4 separate regions of the Homo sapiens genome follow, and all the other regions are linked to region 3. Evidence: chromatin contacts called from ENCODE Hi-C or POLR2A ChIA-PET data. All regions are on one chromosome and are shown on one strand. Each heading gives the region's core, a stretch centred on a gene start or an enhancer-like site at or near the end of the contact. The rest is flanking DNA. Distances are from core to core; before and after follow the strand shown. Region 1 has its middle 240 kb from the start of LINC01821. Region 2 has its middle 14 kb from the start of ANKRD44-DT. Region 3 has its middle 16 kb from the start of LINC01827. Region 4 overlaps ANKRD44 (ankyrin repeat domain 44).

Region 1 (6,306 bases), core at 2,100-4,599, 1.5 Mb after region 3:
AAAATTTAAAAGACTGATAACACCAAGTATGGGGTAAGATGTGGAGTAACTGACATTCTCACAAACTGCTGGCAGCAAGTTAAGTGGTAAGACCTCTTTGGAAAATAGTTTGTCAGTTTTCATAAAGTTAAACATACCTTTGAGCAGAATTGATTCACCAGTCCACTCCTAGGCATTGATGCAAAATAAATGAAAACATATAGGTATCTACACTGAGGCTCGTACAGGAAACTTCACAACAGTTTTATTTATAATTGGCTATTTTTCCATTTAACAGGTGAATGAATAAACACATTTTAGTGTAACTGTACAATAAAACTACTCAACATTAAATGGAAGAGCTGCTGATACCTACCACAACATAGATTTCAAAAGATGATAGGTGCAAAACAGTACATACTTTATGATTCCATTTTTATGAAGTTTGAAATGAAGGAAACTAACATATAGTGAAAAAGAAGATCAATGTTTGCCTGGGATCCGAGGAGAGTGGAGCTGTGTGTGCAGGTGGTTAAGGAAACATTTTAGAGTGATAAAAATATTTCATACATTGTGTGTGGTAGCAGTTACACCATTGTATATCTTGTCAAAACCGATAGATATAAAACAGGCTTTTATATCCTATATAAATTATGACTCAATCAAGGTAGTTTTTAAAGAAATTATTATGAGGTTTAGCCATTATGGCTTAAAAAAAGACAGTAAGTTAAAAGCATAACATATTAGCTCAATTTTGGATATGTTGTCTTTTTATCTTCTGGGAGTTTCTGATAGAAGTGTCCTGGTGGGAGTAAGAACTTCTGATCTGTACTTCATAGAAACTGATCATCTGTCATTCATAGATTTGGATAGATTCAAAACGGTGTGTTATCAAACTCATACGAATAGATAAAATTACCTGTGAAGAATGATTTAGTGTGAGGAAATCCTGCTACAACCTGCTAACGCCAATGCAGACATGACTGAGCAACCTAATTCCAAGACAGGGACATCATATACTCAGCAGAAGCACCTCAATGCCATAATATCAAAACACGCACCTAATGTGCACAGCTGACTACCTCCAATCAGCACAGTGTTTAATCAACAGGCAAACACAGGAATCAACAGCTAACCAACAACATTCCAGGTAGTCCCAGGTCTTTCAGCTTTAAAGGATTTATCTGATGTGTCCTCCCCTGAAATGTATGTCAGAGACTAACTCTGAACTTCATCATTCTGTATTCAACCTTTGGCATCTGGAAGTGTATATATATATATACACACACACACATACATATATATACACATATATATGTGTATATACACAACACATATATATGTATATATACACATATATATGTGTATATATACACATATATATGTATATATACACATATATGTATATATACACATATATATGTGTATATATACATATATATATTTAAACAATGAAATGAAGATAGAACTCTGATACTCATTTAAGACGAAAAATCGAGTATAAGTGGCCAATGGAGTCAGAGATACAAAGAAAATGAGAAGCATGGTAAAAATACTTTTCAAGGATGGATGTAGTTCATTATCAAATGTGAAATTCTGGAAAATCTCAGTGGCTACAACACTAAGGTGCTAATTAGTGAAACTGAATTAACCTTGCATCAGATTAAATAGTGAACACCAAGTTGCCAAATTGTGACAATTAGTGTTGGTAATTATTTAAGAATGATAGAGGCCTGTGCGGTGGCTCACGCCTGTAATCCCAGCACTTTGGGAGGCCAAGGCGGGCGGATCATGAAGTCAGGAGATCGAGACCATCCTGGCTAACACGGTGAAACCCCATCTTTACTAAAAATACAAAAAAAAAAAAAAAAAAAAAAAAAAAAAAAAAAAAAAACAGTAGCCGGGCGTGGTGGTGCGTGCCTGTAAACCCAGCTGCTCCTGACGCTAAGGCAGGAGAATCGCTTGGACCCGGGAGGCGGAGGTTGCAGTGAACCCGAGATTGTGCCACTGCACTCCAGCCTGGGTGGCAGAGTGAGACTCCGTCTCAAAAATAAAATAAAAAAAATGATAGAAAGAAAAGGTTGATAACTAGAGAGGCTTGAGAAGGTTGTGTGAAAACAAGTGAAAATATAGCCAGAGAAAAAGGTAAGGACATCATATCAGATACATGATAATACCAATGAAAATTAGAGACAAAAGCAAAATACTAGCTGCTAAATGTACAACTGGCTGCTGGCTATCTAACCAAATTCTGACTGTGATAGGTGTGCCTGACATTTTTGACAGGTAAATATTTTTTATAGGACCTCCAGTTTTCAGTTGAAAAATAGTATCTTACATGAAGTGCATAATTAAAGGGAATATATTAGACTAATATATTTTTAATTTTTTTTTTAGAGACAGGGTCTCACTCTTTCACCCAGGCTGGAAGTGGTATGGTCATAGCTCACTGTAGCCTCAAATTCCTGGGCTCAAGCAATCCTCCTGCCTTGGCCCGCCAAAGCATTGGGATTATGGGCATGAACCACTGTTCCCAGCTCTAGGTTAGTATTATTGGTGCTAGTAGCTAGATAATTCTAAAAGTGAAACTCCTTACCTTTATTTTTAGTGTTTTTAAATATGGATAGAAACAAAAAGTAGGAGGAAATGAAAGAGAAGCAGATAAACCTTTTTTTGTCCTAGCATGTAGACTCCTTTGCATTTCTTGTTTTTCAATGAGAAAATAAAAATTTTTACCTCTTAATCTTAGCTTTGCCCTTTTAGGTTACTTGTCTGTTATCTCATAATTTATCTTTTACTATTAAATATTTATAATTAATGTACCCCAAATAGTTATATTGCCCACGGTCTAAAACAAAACAAAACAAGTTTGCTTCTAACCAAGGTTGTAGTTTTGTAAATCTTAGCTCTAGGAATAAAACTTTTAGAGAGCATATGCCAATTATGTGTATTGTGTAAAGTTTTAACAGTATATAAAGTTGTTTTGTCCTAAAGTCAATGGCATTAATAAGAGATAATTTATTCAGATAACTCTGTGAGAAAATCTCAAAATATTTCCAAGCAAGTCTGACTCAACAAATCAAACATGAGTTTCCTATAGGCTGAAAATCCTACCAGATACAACCTATACTTTTAAAAATGAAGCCTGTTATTTGGCTTCTTTTTGTTGAACTACAGGGAACTACATAGGTTTGTTGTTACATGATGAGAAAGGATTTATTGTGAAACACTTTGAGTGCTGTAAGATAAAATGCTCTATTAGGCTACATATACACAATCCTGCCACTTCCCCTTTTATTAAAGACCATTTTGACAGCCCAGTCAGGACTTTCTGAGGTTTAGAGAAGTGAAAAATGCTCTTCAGTGTGCCTTCACTCACAGAGGGCACAGACATCAGGCACCACATTTGACCAAATACACTCTCAGGATTGCCAGCTATCTACAGCAAAAACTGGTAACTACTTTCTTCAGCTTGCAGAGAGAACTTTTTAGAGTGAAAGTACCAGGTGTAGGCTTTTTCTGTACAAACATATTAAAATTTATATCAATGCATGTCCAGAGATATTTCCTAAATAATCTCTTTCAATTATCATTTATGAAACATGTAATGACCATTTACTATATGCAGGTCATTGTGCTAAGCACTTTATGTACATTATTTTATGTAACTCTTACATCATCCATGTAAGAAATCAACTCCAAATATAGATGAAAATATGCCAGATGAAGCAATCTGTCTTGTGGAGTCATTACTTAGAATTCAGGCCAGGCATACTTCAAAGCAACAAAGCTGTAGCAGCCTCAAGCAAGTGTGATCATGAGAAATTTAGAAATATTTAGTTTTTAATACATTGAGTTAAGAAAATTGATTTTAAAAAGTTCATTATCAGTCTTCAGCTTTTGTTTGGTGTTAGGAAAGCAATATAGAGCAATAGTTGATCCAAAACAGTTCACTTAAAGTGAGTTAGGTCTATATTTAAAAACATCTGTCAAATGTGGGTCCCTGGTTCTGATGTAGCAAACCCGCCCTGCCCTCAGTGGTAAGTGGAATGAAAGCCATTTCTGAGGCGGGGAGGGTGGAAAGGCTATAAATACATGATGCCACAATCACATCCTTCTTGTTCAAATGATGCTATGAGACCCCATTCAAGTCTTTGCATTCTTCTTCAAACAAGCTACTGGATTTAAAGGCCCAAGAAAAGCCTGATCATAAATTCAGAACTGTCCCTCCCAGCACAACTTCAGCCAGCCATCTGCACCCTCAGAGAGGATGCCAAAACTGTCAGTGCCATCTTGAGATCAATATGGTCCTTGTTCCTGGGATGCTACAGGTGGTTAGTGCTACTACCCTCTGCTTGTTCTGCTGCACCCCTGGTAATAAGTCACTGCTTTGGAGCTTGAATATTTGGGTTGTTTAATTTCTATTTTCTTAGCTGAGTGGTTGGTGGGGCGCATAAGAGTTGGGCAAGAACATGCTGCAGTGATTAGGCATGACCCTTTCCATGATCGCATTGGTTCCAGCAGGGAATCTATGGGCCAGTGGCCTATCTCACAGAAACTAAGACCACAGTCTTGAAACCACTGTGAAATTTGTTAAAATCCTAGTTTCCATTTCTGTGCTTATGACCAAGCCCCAAGTGGGGTGAGGTCTTAGAATCTAAGACAACCTCTAGTTGCTAAAGGTCCCACGTTACTTGTCTATAAAGTTGGGAATTGTTCTAAGATAAAGACAATATTGTCTCTTTATCTCACAAGCTTAAGAACACTCTCTTTTTTCTGTAGCCAGCTTAGCACAACCCAGCAAAAATAGGAAGCACTGGATAAATCCTGTTGGATAACTGCAAATTGCTGAACAAATGAGTCGATAACTGTATTTATCATGTCTCTTTGGATTCATTTTTTAATTTTTTCAAAATCCAAATTGATCTTTCACAGAAAATATGTACTCATGAACCATTTCAAAGCATGCAGTATTTCATAAATTCTTTTCTATAAGTTTACTGCTATTATTTTCACTTTGCATTGCCATTTTCTCACTTTATAAATTATTGCGTTGTCCAATACAGTTTCAGAGAGAGAAAAAAGAATTATGTATATGGCTATAATTTATATATAAATTTGATTTAAAATCCATCACCTTTATTTGCTTTAATATTTGAGTAATTGAAATACTCAATATAATCCTCAGACTAGGGAAGAACAGATTTTTCTAAGGGCAAATACTTTGTCAAAATCCACATAAAAAAACACACTCCCAAGAAGTAAGAACCAATGCTAGTAATTTTCAGATGCACAGGTAATTTACACAGTGCTGAGATCTGAGCAAAATTTGCTGAACAAGGGCGGTATTCCTGAATATACTGTCAGTCTATGTAATACATAAGATACAATAGTGTCACATGATGGCTACTTCATGAGAGACCCATGTGAAAGCTTTGCCAAAAGGAGAAATGATTTTGTTATGTAAGTGCATGACCCTGGTAGAAGGAACATGATTTTTAAGCCAGCCATATAGAAACCTTAGAGCGATTAATAAATCCTCTCTAGCCTCATTCTTCCCCTCTCTTTGTTCCAAGTTTTACCTCTTAAACTTGGATTTATTCATTTCTGTCATGGCTACCATATGTAGGAATATTGTTGTCAGGTAATATTATATCAGGCTACAGCTATTAGAATACTGTATGCAGTTAGAATTCTCTTTCAGAACCAGGAATGTATGCAAACTTTTAAAACATCAAGGTCCTTATTGGGATCTGTTTCCCTGTGGCTATTCAGAACATGTTAATTTTTTTTTTTTTTTTTTTTTTTTTTGAGACAGAGTTTCGCTCTGTCGCCCAGGCTGGAGTGCAGTGGTGTGATCTCGGCTCACTGCAAGCTCCGCCTCCTGGGTTCACGCCATTCTCCTGCCTCAGCCTCCAGAGTAGCTGTGTCTACAGGTGCCCACCACCACGCCTGGCTAATTTTCTTGTATTTTTAGTAGAGACGGGGTTTCACCATGTTAGCCAGGATGGTCTTGATCTCCTGACCTCGTGATCCGCGCGCCTCGGCCTCCCAAAGTGAGAACATGTTAATCTTAATGTTATGCTATGAAGTAATTAGATAGGAATTATAGAAAGATAAGAACAAGTTGTGAAATAGCCTCCATGAAAAATGACTAAATATTTGGAAATTTTGTGTTTTGTGAGAAAGTATATATTTGGGAACATTTTGGGTTTCTTTTGTAAAAAATATTTTTATATAAAATAAAAGGCTTTGTATAAAAATATTGTTTAAAATAAAAATATCAGAAATCAACTATTTTCAGAAAAAAAATAGTCATAATAGATA
Region 2 (6,090 bases), core at 3,052-5,551, 1.8 Mb before region 3:
ATATTGCATATGTTCCTTATTTACTTACCACCAAATGTTCCAAATCTTGCATTATAGGAGTTAGAGACTGTCCAAAGAGCTCATTGAACCATTTTTGAAAATGTTCTTTTACAAAAACAGGAAGTCACAATATACCAAATGTCAAGTAACTTTGAATTTCAGAGGAGTTGGATTAGGTTCAAAACTTTTGAAATCATAAAGTTGAGCTGGTTCTAAATCAGAGTGTTGACTAGTCCCCTACTTTCTAATTATTTTTCCTCTTCTATGCTCATGTGTGTGTATGTGTATGTATATGGTACACACTTCTCATACACTCTAAAGTGCAATGATGAGAGGAAGAAATTTCCATGTTTTGATTACTTTAAATTTGGGGAGGAAGAAAAATCATCTTGTGGTTACAGACTCAGAAGTTCAGACTTGGTATTTCAGAATCAGAGGATATTTAATCCTCTATAAGCAGTGTGATTTCAGTCTTGTTGTCTGTCATTGGTTAAAGCCACTGAAACTGGGGACATTTACACTTAATAATTTACTTTAGAGACTTATTTTGGCTGAGCACAGTGGCTCACGTCTGTAATCCCAACACTTTGGGAGGCTGAAGCAGGTGGATCACCTAACGTCAGGAGTTCGAGACCAGCCTGATCAATATGGTGAAACCCTGTCTCTACTAAAAATACAAAAATTAGCCGGGCGTGGTGACGTGCACCTGTAGTCTCAGCTGCTTGGGAGGCTGAGACAAGAGAATTGCTTGAACCCAGGAGGCAGAGGTTGCAGTGAGCTGAGATCGCACCATTGCACTCCAGCCTGGGCAACAGAGAGAGATTCGGTCTCAAAAAAAAAAATGTATTTCACAGAGTACCTATTATGTTATTGAAAAAGGTGCTTTGTAAAGAAAACAAAAAGTGTGTATGGTACACATTTTAGCTGTTTGCATGGGGTAATGTGTAAACAATAGAAATTGATTTCTTACAGTTCTGGAAGTTGGGGAGTCCAAGGGCAAGATGCAGCCATTTGTTGTTTGGTAAGGGCCTTCTTGCTGCATTCTCCCATGGCAGATGGGGCGATACCATGTCCTCACATGGCAGAAGGCTGAAGGGCAAGAAAAGACCTAAACTAGCTCCTTCCAGCTCTTTTACAAGGCACCAATCCATTCATGAGGGTACAGCCCACACAACTTAATCACTTCCTAAAATGCCCCACCTCTTAATACCACTACAATGGGAATTAAGTTTCAACATGAAGTTTGAAGGAGACACATTCAAACAATGGCAGTGTATGTTATAGATTGAGTCTATGATTTTTTTTTTTTTTTTTTTGGCTGGGGGTCAGGAGAGAGACTTGGAAATATTCCAAGACCTGAAAACAGCAAAAAACTGACATAATGCTATGTTCTACATTTCCTTAATGGACAGAACTGTATAAGATGATTTAGAATGAGCAGCTGACTTTTGGAGAATGAAGAATGCACTAGCTTCTTCACAATGTCCTAAACATTGGAAGAGGTAACTTTTGTTTAGCTAATAAAAATTTTAACTGAAGATGTATTATGTGATCAGGTATGGTGTATGTTTGGGATAAAAAGGTGAATTTAAAATGAGCCTGGCCCTCGAAGAGTCTACACTAGAGTGGGAAACAGACAACTCATTGTTGTTTAAAGTGGAAAGTCCAATAGAAGTGCTTATATCAGGTATAGACATTGTACAAAGGATTAACTGTGTCTGGGGTGGTGAGGGAGAGATGGTGAGGAATTTACAGCACCTAGCACTGTGGATGGCACATAGTAGAGACTCAATAAATGTTAGTTCCCTTCTCTCCTTCCTTTATTTATTTATTTATTTTTTTGAGACGGAGTCTCGCTCTGTCGCCCAGGCTGGAGTGCAGTGGCATGATCTCGGCTCACTGCAAACTCCATCTCCCGGGTTCACGCCATTCTCCTGCCTCAGCCTCCTGAGTAGCTGGGACTACAGGCAGCTGCCACCACGCCCGGCTATTTTTTTGTATTTTTAGTAGAGACGGGGTTTCACCGTGTTATCCAGGATGGTCTCGATCTCCTGACCTCGTGATCCGCCCAACTCAGCTTCCCAAAGTGCTGGGATTACAGGCGTGAGCCACTGCGCCCGGCCCCTCTCCTTCCTTTAGATATAATGTGTTGACCGTTATATACAAAGATTATGATGCCACTGTGTCCTAACAGCAAGGAATTATGAATTTAGCATTCCTTTCTGGCCAGGTGGGGTGGCTCATGCCTGTAATCCCAGCACTTTGGGATGCCAAGGCAGGTGGATCACTTGAGGTCAAGAGTTCAAGACCAGCCTGGCCAACATGGTGAAACCCCATCTCTACAAAAAACTACAAAAATTAGTCTTGATGGCCAGGCTTGATGCGGGCTCCTGTAGTGTAGTCTCAGCTACTTGGGAGGCTGAGTCAGGAGAATTGCTTGAATATGGGAGGTGGAGGTTGCAGTGAGCTGAGATTGCACCACTGCACTCCAGCCTGGGTGACAGAGTGAGACCCTGTCTCAACAAAACAAAACAAAACAAAAGGAATTATTTTCTTGTGGACAGTTAGCACTAATTCCTCTATATTTAGAAATTTTTGATTCTTCTGGGGACCAGTGACCAATATTTACAAAATTGTTCAACAGTTTAATGGGTAAGCTAGGAACAGAAAGCAGACCCACAAATTAATAATCAACTATAAACTTGACCCTGGATATAAGTGTACCAGCCACATTTGTGAGAGTTCCTGAGCCAGGTTTCTGTTTTTGTTTCATTTCAGCAGCATAGAAGGTCACCAAACTTCTAAAAGCAACACTTATTAAACTTTTCCTAGGCCCTCAAAGAGCATAAGTGAATAAAGACTTATTCCTAGAGCTTGGGAGTGTGAAGGTTTGGTGAGGGGTGGATTGGAGGGAGATAGTGTGGAGAGGTCCATTGCAAACACAAAATGCGTGGGGTCTCAGGTTGATTTAAAAGATGTATGCAAATGTTACACTCCATGCCATACTATATCTGTTTGCTTATGTAAATATGAAAATACTGCTTCAAGTTACCTACCAAGTTAAGTGACTTAATTCCCCGAATCATTAAATCCAACTGATGCCCAAGGAAGAAGGGCTGTGTTTATTCTTTGACTATCTGAGCCCCTCGTTCACCATTTTCAGCAACTTGGTCTTTTTTACAAAAATTAATTAATTAAATAAATGAACAAATATCAGAAACTTGATCTTAATAACATATATATCTTAATATGTGTGACAAAATTGATATATATTATGTATATGACATATAAATCAATATACAGCACTGGTTGTGTGACCAATTAATAAGCGGAAGTTGTAGCTTGATTACTACATTCCTCATTTCCCACCTTTTGAAACATTCTGGCTTCTCATCCTAGTTCAGAAATAAGATGCAGAATTTGCACTCACTTCAGCAGCACAGGCATTAGTTCTTATACATGATAGGGTGGAAATGTGTCTCTCTTGCTTCTCTCTGCAGAAAATCATCTCATTCCTTGTCACTTTCTCATTATCATAATGCCATACCAATTGTTCAGTCTCCTTCTCTCTCATTTACGTATTTCTTTCCATTTTTCAAAGCATTTTCATATACATTTTATTATATGATTCTCCACGGTATTGAGGACAGGCATCCTTAGCCTCATTTGACTAGTAGTAAACTAAGGTTTGATGAGATTAAATTATTTACTCAAAGTTACATTCATTCAAAAGTATTTGCTCTGTATCTACTATGTGCCAGATACTATACAATGAACTAGAAACATCAAGGTGGATTAAACACAGTCCATGCCCTAAAAGAGGGAGACAGAAAAGTAATCCGGCAATTATAGGATGAAGGGATAAATACAATAATAGGGGTTAAGCAGAGGGCACTAAACATAAACCTTAGGGATACTCCTAATCCAAACTTGGGAGGTGAAGTGAGTAAGGGAAAATTCATGGGGTTAGTGATATCTAAACTGAGATCTGAAGTACAAGATTAACCAGAAGAAAATGATATCGAGGTGGGTAAAAGTATAAACAGGAAACAGCAATATGCAAAGGCTCAGAGAGAGAAGAAATATGCATCGGGGAGCTGCTTTCAGCACAGTGTATAAAGTGTGACACGGAGGCAAGGTTGCCCTGTTTAGGCACACAGATTGTGCACTGCACTACTCCAGCAGTTATCATTCACAGACTAGGCTGGGAATGGCATCCCCCAGAGTTGAGCAATGTGGCTTCTCTGCAAGAAGAATGATGGGTGGGGAATGTGAGGACTCTGAACATCATGCATGCTGAGGTGTTTGTAAACAGGCTGAAGGCAATGGAAAGCCATTGGAGGGGTTGTGGCTTGATTAGGCTTGTCTTTCAGAAGATTGTTCTGCCTGTGGGGTGGAGAATAGATCAGAAGAAACCAATGCTTATCAGCCTTCCAATCAGTAGATAAACATGAGACTGGCCTGGAGTGAGGTCCAGGAAGATCAGAGTTAGGGACAGATTCAAGAGATTTAAAGAACGTGGATTGACAAGACTCGGTAACTGGCAGGATGTGAGAGATGAGAGGGAAACGGAGATACCAAGTGTGAGCCCCAGCATTTGTTCTTAGATCAACACTGGGTCCAGGGTGGTGTCATTTACCGAGGAGGGGGGAACACTGGAGGAGGAAGATTATTAATTTTTGTTTTGGACATGCTGAGTATGAGGTGATTTTGAGACATCCGAGAGAGAAGCAGGCAGCTTGGTGGGACTGGAGGTCGGGAGAAACAATGAGGGTCTAAGACAGAGTGTTGTCAGCATGGACCTGTGTGGAACTGATCAGAGTCATTGTGGTTTCAGGACAGTGGGCTCAGGGGCACCCTGTGGAGTGGCGGAGGAGGTGAGGAAGTGGAGATCAGAAAAAAAGAGACATTTATTTTGAGAAGTTTGGCTGTGAAGGAGAAGAAAGAGGGGCATTTAAATTTTGTGAATTTGGGCCTGGTGCGGTGGGTCATGCCTATAATCCAAGCACTTTGGGAGGCCGAGGTGGGCAGATCACTTGAGGACAGAAATTTGAGACCAGCCTGGCCAACATGGTGAAACCCTGTCTCTACCAAAAATACAAAAATTAGCTGGGCATGGTGGTGCACACCTATAAACCCAGCTACTTGGGAAGCTGAGGCAGGAGAATCACTTGAACCCAGAAGGCGGAGGTTGCAGTGAGCCAAGATTGTACCACTGCACTCCAGCCTGGGCGACAAGAGTGAGACTTCGTCTCAAAAATAAAATAAAATAAAAAAATGTGAATTTGGGCTATCAATTTTCTGCAGGAAGGTTGAGAATGGTTGCTGAGACTCTACAGTGTCCTGGTGAAGTTTAAGGACCATAATTGCATGCTAAAATGCCCAGTCAGGGTTTTTCTCTCTTTTAAAGGAGCTTGGTGCTTCCATCTACATTTCTTTGCAGCTTCTCTTCTTTCCTCCCTCCTTTATCCCTTTGTATTCTATGGTGAATCTTACTTTCTCACCTTCCACTGTTTTATTTTTTCCAGGACAGCTGTCTGAAGAAGTTAAAAATAAATGGAATAACATTTTTAAAACCACAGTAAAATGCAGAAGTTTTAATACAGAACAAACACAATATTCATTTCAGCAATGCCTCAGAGGAGGCACTGTAATAACTTACTTCTTTTTTTTTTTTTTTCTTTTTTGAGGCAGGGTCTGGTTCTGTTGCCCAGGCTGGAGTGCAATGGCATGATCATAGTTCACTGCAGCCTCCACCTATTGGGCTCAAACCATCCTCCCACCTCAGCCTCCCAAGTAGCTGGGACTGCACCAAGCCCTGCTAAGTTTTGTATTTTTGGTAAAGATGGAGTCTCACCATGTTGCCCAGGCTGGTCTCAAGTTCCTGAGCTCAAGTGATCCTCCCACCTTAGCCTCCCAAAGTGCTGGGATTACAAATGTGAGCCACTGTGCCTGGCTAACTTACTCCTTCTACTTGTTCTATTTCTCAATTGTTTTTTCTGTTGTTGGTTTTTATACTTTCTGTAGGAGGTGAGATTACAAGTAGGCATTCACAGAAAAACTTAGTATATATTGAATAGAATTGCCAGC
Region 3 (6,341 bases), core at 796-3,295:
AGATCCAACTTTTGAACCAACACTTCATCTTGAGATTCTTACATTCCTTGCTGGTTTTAATTTCTTTCGTCCTTTAGCACCTTTCCAGCCTTTCTTATAGCCCCCTTCTCTTTGTCCACTGCTTGTATACTGCTTTTCATTGCGCTTTTTTCCTTGGCTGTCTTTCTCACCAATCTTTTTCTGTCTCTGCCTCTCTCTTTTCCCATGTCCCCATTTTCTCTCTTCACAGATTATTGAATATTTACTATGGGTCAGGCACACTTCTAAGTACATTACATAAAATAACTCAGTTAATTTTCACAACCTCATAATTGCAGGAACTGAAACAGAGAAGTTAATTTGCCTAAGATCACATGGCTAGCTAGTAATGGAGCTATGATCCAGACGCTAGCATTTTGGCTCCAGAGCCTATGCTCTTAATCATTACATACCTTCTTTTCTTAGTCTACAAGCCCATTTGACTGAGCTTATCCATTTTTTTTTTTTAGCTTCAACTTCTAACTATAAGCTCATTTGATATCTCTAATTCCAATCATGCCTGTCATCTGAGTTCGTCATCCCTGATGCTCACTGGACAACTTTACTAGTATTTCCCCATAGGGTATTAAACAGTTGATATTCCCACAACTGAACTCACTGTCTTTCTTGCCTTTAGCTTACAGTGTCTCCATTCTCCTTGTCACCAATGCAAGAAAACTGGGAGCCATCCTACAGTTATTTTGTCCAGTGTACTCTACCTCCTGATCATTTTTGTTTCATTTCTGTTCCTTTCTCTTCTTCCCTTCTGCCACCACAACTACACTTTGGGATTATAGTAAATATTTTTCTCATTCTTTTGAGCAAAGGATTAGTTTTTACCTTATGATATTGTGAGTCTTAACTGATGAGGTTCTCTTCTTTGAATTACCTACTCTGATGCATGGAGTCACATGTGAAAGCTACCTATTAAAAAAAAACTATAGAAACCTGGCTGGATATGGTGGCTCACACCTGTAATCCTAGCACTTTGGGAGGCTGAGGTGGGCAGACCACTTGAGCTCAGGAGTTTAAAACCAGCCTGAGCAACATGGCAAAACCCAGTCTCTACAAAAAAAAAAAAAAAAAAAAAAAAAATTAGCTGGGCTTCGTGTCGCACACCTATAGTCTCAGAAACTTACTTGGGAGGCTGAGGTGGCAGGAACGCTTGAGCTCGGGAGGTCAAGGCTGCAGTGAGCTGAGATCTTGCCACTGCACTCCAGCCTGGGCGACTGAGTGAGACCCTGTCTCAAAAACAAGAAAAAAAAAATAGAAACGTATGCAATAATTTTCTGAACAAAGTTCTCTCTTGCTACTATCGTATTCCCTTAGGCTCATTTTAAAAAACTTGCTTTCAATTCTATTTTATATTACTCTACCCACAATAAACTACTTGCAGTTCCCTCAAATTTGCCAATGTGTGTGTGAGTGTGTATGTGTGTGTACATACCTGGACCATTGCCCATGCTGGAATGCCCTTTCTCGCCTCGCCTACTTGACAAATATCTATATTTTCCAAATCTCAATTCAAGATCATTTTATTCTTGAAATTATTAATGATACCTAACTTATGCCACCTCAATATGCCACGTACACTTTTTAATTTTTAACACCTATTGCCCTGATTTGCTTAAATATTTCTGTCCCTTCTGAAGTGTAATTTCTGTGAGATCAGAGACTGTATCTCATCTTTCCATTTTCAGTGGCCTAATAAAGCTGCATCTTTAGAAGTGGCTCATGGAATGATTCTACAAATAATAACTGTCATCCTTATGGAGCAGGTACCAGATGACAATAAACAGGCCAAACTGCAATGACATCTCAGCAAAGCCCACATATACCACTTATATATTTGGGAGATTTTCATAGTTTTGAAATGCTTTTGAATCTTTTTAAAGCCCTGTTTCTCTGCAATAGTAATAATAATAAAAAAAAAACTCTCAAAACAAGTATGCGTTACATGCTGGTTCCAAGAAGGAGGGAAGCTGGGGCAAACCACATCCTGCTTTCAAAGGAACCAACAAAGACCATGAGTAAAGCATGAGCTGAGGCTGATGAAGTGCACCTGTCCTGTGACAGTTCATGAGCAGTCAGCCTCTCATGAAAGTGGCAAGTTCTCTGTATTTTTACATAGCCAAGTCAGGCATTTCTAGGCTCATCTGTGGGACGAGGACACAATAGAGCAGGAAATGGCTTTGATGCTCCCAGTTTTAGTTTCCTAGGGCTGCTGTAACAAGACACCACAAACTGGGTTGCTTAAACATCTGTATTTGTTTCACGGTTGTGGAGGCTGGGAGTCTAAAATCAGCGTTGGTAGGGTTGGTTCCTTTTGGAGGCCCTAAGGGAGAAACTGACCTGGGCCGCTCCCCTAGCTTCTGGTGCTTGCTGACATTTTTGGCATTGCTTGGCTTGCAGCTGCAACCCTCCAATCTCTGTCTCCATCATCAAATGGCCCTGTCTCTGTGTATGTCTAAATTTTCCCCTTGTTTAAACTTTTAATTTTAGGTTTGTGGGGTACATGGGAAGGTTTGTTACATAGGTAAACCAATGTCATGGGAGTTTGTTGTATGCATTATTTTATCATCCAAGTGTTAGGCCAAGTACCCAATAGTTACCTTTTCTGCTTCTTTCCCTCCTGATGCCCTCCCCACTTAAGTAGGTCCCAGTGTCTTTTGTTTCCTTCTTTGTGTTCGTAGTTCTTATCATTTAGCTCCTACTTATAAGTGAGAACATATTGTATTTGGTTTTCTGTTCCTCCATTAGTTTGCTAAGGATAATAGTCTCCAGCTCCATCCATGTTCCCGCAAAAGACATGATCTTGTTCTTTTTTTATAGCTGCATAGTATTCCCTGGTATATAAGTATCACATTCTCTTTATCCAATCTGTCATTGATGGTCATTTGGGTTGATTCTATATCTTTGCTATTGTGAATAGTGCTGCAATAAACATTTGCATGTGTGTGTCTTTATGGTAGAATGATTTATATTCTTCTGGATATATATGGGATTGCTGGGTAGAATGGTAGTTCTGCTTTTAGCTCTTTGAGGAATTGCCATGCTGCTTTTCACAAGGGTTGAACGAATTTACACTCCTACCAGTAGTGTATACTGATTGTCAGAATGTTCATACCTCTTTCCGTAAATATACTCTAATGCAGTATAACCTCATCTTAACTTGATTATATCACCGAGGCTCTTATTTGTTTCCAAATAAGGTCCCATTTGTAGGTTTTAGGGGTTCAGACTTGAGCAAATCTTTTTGGGGATACTGTTCAACCCACAATGCCCCACCACACTTTAAATCTCCTTGGACCACAAGGTCAGCATATAGGCTTTTCCACTGCTTTGTTGGAGGTGGTGGTGAGAGTGGCAAAAGGTGACCATGACCTGAGAATCTTGGGGTTCTGGGTCATGAGTCATCTCCCCATCTACCTGCTTTTAGATGGATGAGGCTAAAAAGCATTATTTATTTACTTTTATTGTTTAAGGTTTCTGAAAATATATTTGAAGTAAACACATATTTTGAATGTAATAATTTAAATTATTCTAAATCATATGTTTGCTATATAAAGCATTAGAATCAAAAGTTTATATCCTTTTTAGTTTTTTTTGTTTCTTTTCTTTTCATTTTTTTTTTTTTTTTTAGAGATGGTTTCTTGCTATATTGCCAAGGCTGGTCTCAAACTCCTGAACTCAAGTGATCCTCCTGCCTTTGTCTCCTAAGTAGCTGAGATTACAGGTGTGAGCCTCCATGCTTGCCTCCTTTTTAGATTTTTAAATTATTTATTTATTTATTTAGTAGAGATGGGATTTCACTATGTTGGCCAGGCTGGTCTCAAACTCCTGACCTCAAGTGATCTGCCCGCCTTGGCCTCCCAAAGTGCTGGAATTACAGTCATGAGCCACTACACCTGGCCTGATTTTTAAAGAATTTAAATGATGTCTCAAATAATTTAACCACTAGAAAATTAAATCAATGTGCCAAAAATCATATTTCAAAAAATAATAAAAATAAAGGAGAAAATGCAATAGATAAACTGAAGAATTAGAAAATAATAGAGCAAGAGGGCTCTTAAAGATTTTTGTTTAGGTCAATAAATCCTGCCTTCCTCAGTGTGTAAAGTGAGACCCATTTAAACATTTTTTTCCAAAGTTACCCAGCTAATTAGTGGGCACAATTTAGACTATATTTCAAGTTTTTTTTTTTTTTTTAGATGGAGTTTTGTTCTTGTTGCCTAGGCTGGAGTGCAATGGTGAGATCTCAGCTCACTGCAACCTCTGCCTCCTGGGTTCAAGTGATTCCCTTGCCTCAGCCTGCCAAGTAGCTGGGATTACAGGCGCACATCACCATGCCCGGTTAATTTTTTGTATTTTTAGTAGAGACGGGGTTTCACCATGGCCCGGCTGGTCTTGAGCTCCTGACCTCAGGTGATCCGCCTACCTTGGACTCTCAGAGTGCTGGGATTACAGGTGTGAGCCACTGTGCCCGGCCTATGTTTCAAGTTTTTAAACTTCTATGTTGTTATTCTTTTCACTATATCACAGTACATTTTGGTCTTTACTATTAGACATTCTGATGGATCATGTCAAGGTTTTTTCTTTTTGCTTTTCTTAGAGAAAGTCAACTTGCAAAAGGAATAGGTTCTGAATTTCCTGGTGTGTATTTAGGTTAGTAGGTAGGATTAAGCATACATTTTATTGGAGGGGCATGATGGCTCACACCTGTGATCCCAGCACTTTGGGAAGCTGAGGTGGGCAGATCACGAGATCAAGAGATTGAGACCATCATGGCCAACATGGTGAAACCCCATCTCTACTAAAAATACAAAAATTAGTTAGGCATGGTGGTGCGCGCTGTAGTCCCAGCTACTCGGGAGGCTGAAGCAGGAGAATCACTTGAACCCGGGAGGTGGAGGTTGTAGTGAGTGGAGATCATGTCACTGCACTCCAGCCTGGTGACAGAAAAAGACTCCGCCTCAGAAAAAAAAACAACAAAAAAAGTAAGACTTCCTGATAATAAAAGAAGGTGTTATTAATAATTATGTTAGGTCAACAGGTATAAATTGGGAAGGCTTTGGGCAAACAGTCAAAAGTAGCACCCTATAAGTCAATGTCATAATGAATAAAAATGCTTCTGGGTTGTCCTTACGTTGTTTATTTGTAAATATTTTGAATATGTATGTCAATTTTACTGCATTATATAACCTAACAATCCAAAAATAGGCTTTTTAATGATCGTCTTCTGGAAAATCCTGTAATTCCTTTGAGAATGGAAGGAAAGAAAGCTCCAAATTCCTGATTGAGAGTAATTGATTTATTAAATAGGTGTTTATTGCTTACTAAATATCAGGCATTGTTCTAGGAGGTTGAGATGTGGTAATAAAGAAACAGACAAAAACCTCTATGTTTCTGAGGCTTAGATTTCAGTAATGAAACAAAGGTGATCTTACTGACCTATACAGTTAGTAAGATTTGGGTTTTGCATCGCTTTTTTCAATAATGCTGATAGAGGAATTACTGAAGCATCCTCATTCTTAGGCCAAACCAGATTCCTTGCTGACCTGTGCCATGTATTATAAAGCAGTAGATTGAGATGTGATTAGGGATACAACTGAGGTCATAGCAGAGATAGTTTTTGTGTGTGTATCTCAGCAATGTGGAAACTATGCCTATGGCCTTGAACTCTCTAGTCCTATAGTCTGATCCAGTGAGCTGATGAGTTTACAACAAAGTAAATTCATTTGTTTAGCCCAAGGGAAACATTTGCCAATTTTACAGTTGGATAATTCCTTTAAAAAATACATTAGTAGTTATTTCAGTATTAAGATTTCCCATAAATTAAATCTGTGTAGATTTCCAGCTGAGTTAGAATTTTACCAAAATGATAGAATTCTACTAATTACTATGTTAAGTAAATCCTCATCCTCTCTGTAAATAGCATAGGTGGTAATTTACCCTTCTGTAGATGTATAAATTAAGCCACCAGGAGGTTAAGTAATTTGCTCAAGGCCACAGTGTGTGGTAGGTTAGAAATTGAATTTAAAAGCCTTGATGCCTAATTTTTTTTACATCAGATAATTTCTTTCCCACATTTAGATGTATAAATTAACTGATGTCTATACATAAAAAACTTCATCTATAAATAGTAGGCAATATTTGTAATAATTCATCTACCTAATTATCATAACATTGATATTGATGTAATATTAACAGTGCTGTGGTTCATCCCAGGAAGAGCTATTGAATGACTATTTTATCTTAATGATTTTCAAGAACAGCAGACCTCAGGGAGATGGACGAGTTTTAGGTCAAGAAACATTTACATT
Region 4 (6,311 bases), core at 1,137-3,636, 1.6 Mb before region 3:
CAATCTGTTCAATGCCTTGCCAAAGATACAGACTGAAGTCTGCTGGGTGAAGGTCAGATCTTGACTGTGCTATATACCTGTGGAATCTTGAGGAAATTTTAAAATTTGAGCTACAGTCTTCTTATCTATAAAACAGAGATAATATCAACCTTAGCTCTCAGCCTTAATGTCAACATTCTCAGAAAGGCCTCACTGACCACTCTTATTCCCATCTCCTGAATCACTTAATCCCATACGGTGTTTTATCTGAAATAATCTCATGTGTATCTAGTATACTATTGTCTAGTATACTATTGTCAGCCTTCCCACTTGAATGTGAGTTTCATGAGGGCAGGGACCAGGCCTGTTGTAGTCATCCCTCTGTCCCCAGAATATGGTTTCTGGCATAGAGTAAGCATTCAGTAAGTATTTCATGAATGGGCAGTGGTCCAAACAACAATTAACAAGCATAGAAAGGAGAAAATGACCACAGTTATGTTTAATGTTTAATGTCCTTGTGAACCATTCCACTATGTTTCCTTAGAAAGAAAATAAGTCATTGAAAGCTTTGAACTATATTGCTATGGTAGGTTAGATTTTTTTTTTTTTTTTTTAACCATCCTGAAGGTTTGGAAATACTGTAAGTTGAAATTCATCATCCAGGGCATAATGATCCATCTATGACCTCAGCTGGGCTTCAGTAAAAGCAGCAAGTGGGCAAATACCAAGCACAGACACAGAAAATGGAATGCTTTGTTATGTGTAACTATAGGGTATGTTGAGAGAAAATGCATAACCAGAAGTTACTCGAATGTTTGGTGTTCACACTCTTCCACATGCATTAACCACAGAGTGAGTGACACGTCTTACTATGTCTACAAAAGGGACCTCCAGCTGCCACTGACCTGTTGTATGTCTTTGACGTTGTGTATTTCAGGATTCTGAGAAACGAACCCCTCTTCATGTGGCCGCATTTCTGGGAGATGCAGAGATCATTGAACTCCTGATTTTGTCAGGTAAATAACTGCTATACTCAAAAGTCAATTGCAAATAAAAATTTAAATAACCAATTTACTAGATTGACTACTACAGTGAACCCAAGCAAAATTCCTTTGTTATGTTCATGGAAGTTTATGTGATAGGCGATTTTATCATTACACAAAGAAAAATGCAAGAAGTTGTTCTTATTGAAAAATGACTTCTCCAGTAACATTTTTATCTTGCTTTGAAAGTCTGATTCCTGGCTGTCTAGTCAGGCCCAGCATTGTAGATGAATTCAGTACATTTGGATATATTTTGATTTTTTTATTATACAAAAGGAAATAAAACTAGTTTAAAGTCTACATGAACATACACCTATACACACTATGTATAGTGAGTATATATACACACTATGTATAGTGAGTATATATACACACTACATAAACATGCTACATAAACACTATGTATAGCATGTATACACTATATACTCTCTCTCTATATATACATGCTATATAAACACTATGTATAGCATGTATACACTATATATGCTATTATATATGCACACTGTATATATGCCATATATATATGCACACCCTAGATTTATATGCCAACTAAATGTGTTTGTATATTTATATATATTTAAGTTGGGCTGCAAAACAATACTGTTATACTTATGGATACATGACTGTGACTATGTGATGAAAGCATAAAAACATGGAAGGCAAGGAACCATATTGATTTCTGGTTAGTGGTTACCTCTAAGTAGGCAGGTTAAGTAAAAAATGTCTTCAGGGAAGGCTATAAAAGAACTACTACAACTCTCTGTAAAATATTTTATGTTTAAAAATTTAGAAGGGAGTATAGCAAACATTTAAATCTGATTTGTGTTTATACTGGTCTTTGTGATGCTATTGTCTTTATTTTTCAATGTATTTTAAATATTTCATCAGATTTAAAAATGCCAGTGGTTTAATTTTTGGAAACCTGTATGCTCAGTATATCTCACCAAACAGGTTTCCAAAACCATTATATGCTTTCTCCCTTGAGTGTTTACTAGACAAATCCTGGAATGAATTGAGCATGTGCAGATGTCTCACTGTAGATTATTCACAGACAAGCTGTCTTTCTTCTTCCTCTTTTATGTTTGGGAGATTAACATCTAGAGGAAGTGCCACTGCCTACAGACTAGTCAAAAGGCCTATAGTAAGTTTTCGCCTTTGTTTGCAGTAAGGAAAGGGGAACTGTAGCATCTTAAAGTAAGCTCTGCAGAGGTAGGAGCTGAGACATGCATTCAAGCAGATGTGGTGAACACTGTGGACAAGAAACAAGAATTGTGCTGTGATGCATAAGCAACACGGCCCTTATTTTGTTGTGTTCATGTTCTTGAGGTGGGTTTCCCCAGGAAACAAGTGTTCTGTGCCTCAAAACACGTGTGCCCCACGCTCCTGATGGTCACATGGAGCTTAGGTTAGATTTCACATGGCATTTCTTGTGCTTTTGAGAATAGGCCTTTCTTCCAACAAATCTAAAGATGTCCCAGGGCCATGTTCCAAACAAATGTGTATTGTTTGGTGTTGGCACAGACTAAGGGCCAATGCACACCTGGCTGGTTGCCCTGGCAATTGCAATTTGGCCCGTGGAAAATTGTAGGCAGAATCAGTGGAGGTATAAAATAAAGAACTTTGTGGTATGACATCTATTGGTCCCCATCAGCTATACCCGCCTCTTTTTTATTTTGTATTTTATTTTATTTATTTATTTATTTATTTTTGAGACGGAGTCTTGCTCTGTAGCCCAGGCTGGAGTGCAGTGGCGTGATCTCAGCTCACTGCAACCTCTGCCTCTTGGGTTCAAGCGATTCTTCTGCCTCAGCCTTCCGAGTAGCTGGGACCACAGGCGCGTGCCACCACGCCTGGCTAATTTTTTGTATTTTTAGTAGAGATGGGGTTTCACCATGTTAGCCAGGATAGTCTCGATCTCCTGACCTTGTGATCCGCCTGCCTTGGCCTCCCAAAGTGCTGGGATTACAGGTGTGAGCCACCGTGCCCAGCCCACCCACCTCTTAAATGTTGTATTAATAGACCTCTCAGAGTCTCAGAGGAATGTTTCATGAATGTACAAATTCAGAACTTTGTCTTATATGCCAACTTTGTGTTGTTGTTGTTGTTTCTACATCTGAAAGGGGAGATTTTAATTCTGCAGCATGAAGTCAACCAGTCTCTTTTTTTTCTTGTATCTGGGGCCAGTGATTGTTTGACAAACATGGTTTCACATCACCTTCACAAGGGCATAGAATCCACCAGCCTCTCTTCAACTCTGGCTGATTTAGTAGAGCTGGGAGAAGCTGTTGCATATATTTTAATCTATTCACTTGTTTGGTCTTGGAATTTCTGAGCTCTTAATCTCTTTAGCATAATTTTGGTTCAATGTGCTATGGAAAATTTCCTCCTCCCTCTCATCAAATTAAGAAGACTTAGGGCATGGGGAGCATTGGGAAAGTTTTCTTTTTTAGCAATTTTATTTACCTGTGGAAGCTGAGGCAAACTCTTGGAATTCACTTGACTTTTATTTTCCCAAAAAGTCCTTTACTCAATTTATATATTAAGTTCATAATATTGCAAGAGCATGATGATTTTATCTCTGAGCTTGTGTCTGGCAGCTGAGCCTTTAGGGAATCCAACCAAACTGTTTCCTAATTTAATAATGAATGAGGTGCTAATGATTACCATGTTGGACAAATAATTCGGCCTTGCCAGAACAGCCCATTATAGCTGTGTTCTCCATTGTTGTATTAACCTACAGAGCATGGTGTAACCCAAGCTTGCTAAATTCCTGCTGGCATTATCTCCTGTTAGCCAGGTGGATAGAACCCTGAATGCCTCTGAGCAGACAGGGAAGACAAGGTCTTGGCGAAGAATTCAGCCCTTGGAAATTTCACTTTCTTACAACTGCCAGTCCAGGGTCTGGCTTTATTTCCCTCCTGACTCTAGCTTCTGTTTGGGAACTGGTCGAATCTGGATTAAGTCAGAGAGATCAGTGAGAACCAATCAGTGGCTAAGAGTTAAGATACTGGGGTTGAGATATAGAAAGCAGAGTGCACAGAAAAAGGACCACAGTAGAAATATCTTACAAAGGCTAGGTGTGGTGGCTTAAGCCTATAATCCCAACACTTTGGGAGGCTGAGGTGGGAGGATCACTTGAGGTCAGGAGTTCAAGACCAGCCTGGCCAACATGATGAAACCCATCTCTACTAAAATTACAAAAATTAGCTGAATGTGGTGGTGGGTGCCTGTAATCCCAGCTACTCAGGAGGCTGAGGCAGGAGAATCACTTGAGCCTGGGAGGCAGAGGTTGCAGTGAGCTGAGATCGCACCACTGTACTCCAGCCTGGGTGACAGAGTAAGACTCCATCTCCACTATTCACAATAGCAAAGACTTGGAACCAACCCAAATGTCCAACAATGATAGACTGGATTAAGAAAATGTGGCACATATACACCATGGAATACTATGCAGCCATAAAAAATGACGTGTTCATGTCCTTTGTAGGGACATGGATGAAATTGGAAATCATCATTCTCAGTAAACTATTGCAAGAACAAAAAACCAAACACCGCATGTTCTGACTCATAGGTGGGAATTGAACAGTGAGAACACATGGACACAGGAAGGGGAACATCACACTCTGGGGACTGTTGTGGGGTGGGGGGAGGGGGGAGGGATAGCATTAGGAGATATATCTAATGCTAAATGACGAGTTAATGGGTGTCGCACACCAGCATGGCACATGTATACATATGTAACTAACCTGCACATTGTGCACATGTACCCTAAAACTTAAAGTATAATAATAATAAAATAAAAAAATAAATAAAAAATAAAAAAAAGACTCCATCTCAAAAAAAAAAAAAAGATCCTACAGAGAAAACTCTGAGGACAAGTAAGGATTATAGGGTTCTGGGTTGAAAGAAGAAAACTGGAAGTACTCTCTAATGCGGGAGTGTTTGTGAGGCATAACTACTAAGTAAAATTTATTAGAATTTATTTTTTAAATTTTAATTTAATTTACTTTTTTTTTTTTCTTTTTTAAGATGGGGTCTTGCTAGGTTGATCAGGCTGGTCTCGAACTTCTGGCCTCAAGTGATCCTCCCATCTTGGCCTCTTGAAGTGCTGGGATTACAGGCATGAGCCACCACATCTGGCCATAGAATTTATGCAACCCAACAAGTGGTAGTCCTGCAAAATTATTCCCAAAAATTTTCAAAATGTGCTTCTTACTCTCAATGCAAATTATTTCCAGAGCTGGGGGCACATCATTCTTTTGATTCCTTATGCATAACAAATATTCGTCCTTTGAGGATGAATTTGATATTTTTTATCTGGTGAAAGAGGGGTGATTAAACCAGGCAATGCTGATTTTGGCCTACAAATGTGGTGCAATTATAAAGTAATAAGCCATTTTCTGGTGGGTGTGTAAATTGGCCATAAAGGCAACTCCAAGGAGAGTTTGTTAAATGTTTTGAGCAATTGTCACGTTCATGGAATTATCATACCCTCTTCTATGGTAATTGTTTTGAAGCGCTCCTGTGCTGTATGATTTGGTTTGTTAAAAAAATCAATAGCAAGCTGATTTTGTTATATTATAATCATATTTTTATGACTTTTCATGTTTACTTCAACAATTAAAAGCCAAACTTTAGATAAGTTAAGCTTGGGAAGAAATTATTCTCTTTGGCTTGTGAGATTTTTCAGTCACACTCAGTCCACCCTTATCACACCACTTCCGTTTTCTTTATTCTACTTCTTTCTAGATGACATGGCTTACAGAACAGAAATATTGCCTCTGGAAAAGATGCCCAGAGTTCACTTCACCCCTGATCTCTATGAAAATAAAATTAAGAGGTAACAGGGATAAGATGAAGAACATCCTTAGTTTGTAATTACAGATCATGTCTGATGGATTGGGCCTTTGTTTCTGAAGAATCAATATACCCTAGTGCTTATTTTCATGTTTAAGCTTTAACATGTCCTTGGGTACAAAAGCATTTGCCTTTAAATCATTAGACATGCAGACTGTGTCCTTCAGTGCACAATGGTGCCTGACAGGCAGGTAAATAATGTGAAGCTTCCTTTAGAAAAAATCAGCTATAAATATTCAATTCATAGCCAAAACCATCTGACATCTCCCTCTGACATGTAAACAAGACTCTTGAAAGTGTTCAGAGGAAGAGGATGAGGAAGCTGGCAGCAAGAGATGACACTGATGAAATGCTTCTTGCGTCTCCATTCAGATAACTCTGGTTTTGTTATAATAATTTTTGTTATGGGGGAGAGGAGGTTTTCCTGGCAGC

What was found. Hi-C counts contacts between places; a loop is a spot of excess contacts on that map. ChIA-PET counts read pairs that join two places held with the same protein, here RNA polymerase II (POLR2A). Pooled maps may share reads with other maps.
Region 1: a loop to region 3 is called in a map of OCI-LY7, with 6 times the contacts of the local background. The contact joins two enhancer-like sites. A Hi-C loop is called at or near these places in 1 of 168 maps with a recorded cell type or tissue (OCI-LY7), 1 of 37 single-sample maps with no recorded cell type and 4 of 50 pooled maps.
Region 2: a pooled map shows a loop between it and region 3 (5-fold over the local background). The contact joins two enhancer-like sites. A Hi-C loop is called at or near these places in 1 of 50 pooled maps. POLR2A ChIA-PET finds 5 or more read pairs at or near these places in 2 of 52 experiments (OCI-LY7 and activated naive CD4-positive, alpha-beta T cell).
Region 4: a map with no recorded cell type shows a loop between it and region 3 (9-fold over the local background). The contact joins two enhancer-like sites. A Hi-C loop is called at or near these places in 1 of 37 single-sample maps with no recorded cell type and 2 of 50 pooled maps. POLR2A ChIA-PET finds 5 or more read pairs at or near these places in 1 of 52 experiments (activated B cell).

The regions. Positions count from the first base shown.
Region 1 is chr2:194,101,859-194,108,164 of GRCh38, reverse strand. No RefSeq gene overlaps it. Among named protein-coding and RNA genes, the nearest start is that of LINC01821, 240 kb to the left of the region's middle. Within about 2 kb of position 3,349, at least 3 of the 41 ENCODE cell types and tissues checked have a DNase peak (open chromatin) inside an H3K27ac peak, as active enhancers do; they include OCI-LY7, where a contact is called at or near this core.
Region 2 is chr2:197,321,647-197,327,736 of GRCh38, reverse strand. No RefSeq gene overlaps it. Among named protein-coding and RNA genes, the nearest start is that of ANKRD44-DT, 14 kb to the right of the region's middle. Within about 2 kb of position 4,301, at least 3 of the 41 ENCODE cell types and tissues checked have a DNase peak (open chromatin) inside an H3K27ac peak, as active enhancers do.
Region 3 is chr2:195,555,500-195,561,840 of GRCh38, reverse strand. No RefSeq gene overlaps it. Among named protein-coding and RNA genes, the nearest start is that of LINC01827, 16 kb to the left of the region's middle. RefSeq lists an enhancer at 2,181-2,230. Within about 2 kb of position 2,045, at least 13 of the 41 ENCODE cell types and tissues checked have a DNase peak (open chromatin) inside an H3K27ac peak, as active enhancers do; they include OCI-LY7, where a contact is called at or near this core.
Region 4 is chr2:197,141,711-197,148,021 of GRCh38, reverse strand. ANKRD44 (ankyrin repeat domain 44) reads left to right here. Exons shown (of 28, transcript NM_001195144.2): 3 at 917-995. Among named protein-coding and RNA genes, the nearest start is that of ANKRD44-AS1, 53 kb to the left of the region's middle. RefSeq lists an enhancer at 2,255-2,414. Within about 2 kb of position 2,386, at least 8 of the 41 ENCODE cell types and tissues checked have a DNase peak (open chromatin) inside an H3K27ac peak, as active enhancers do.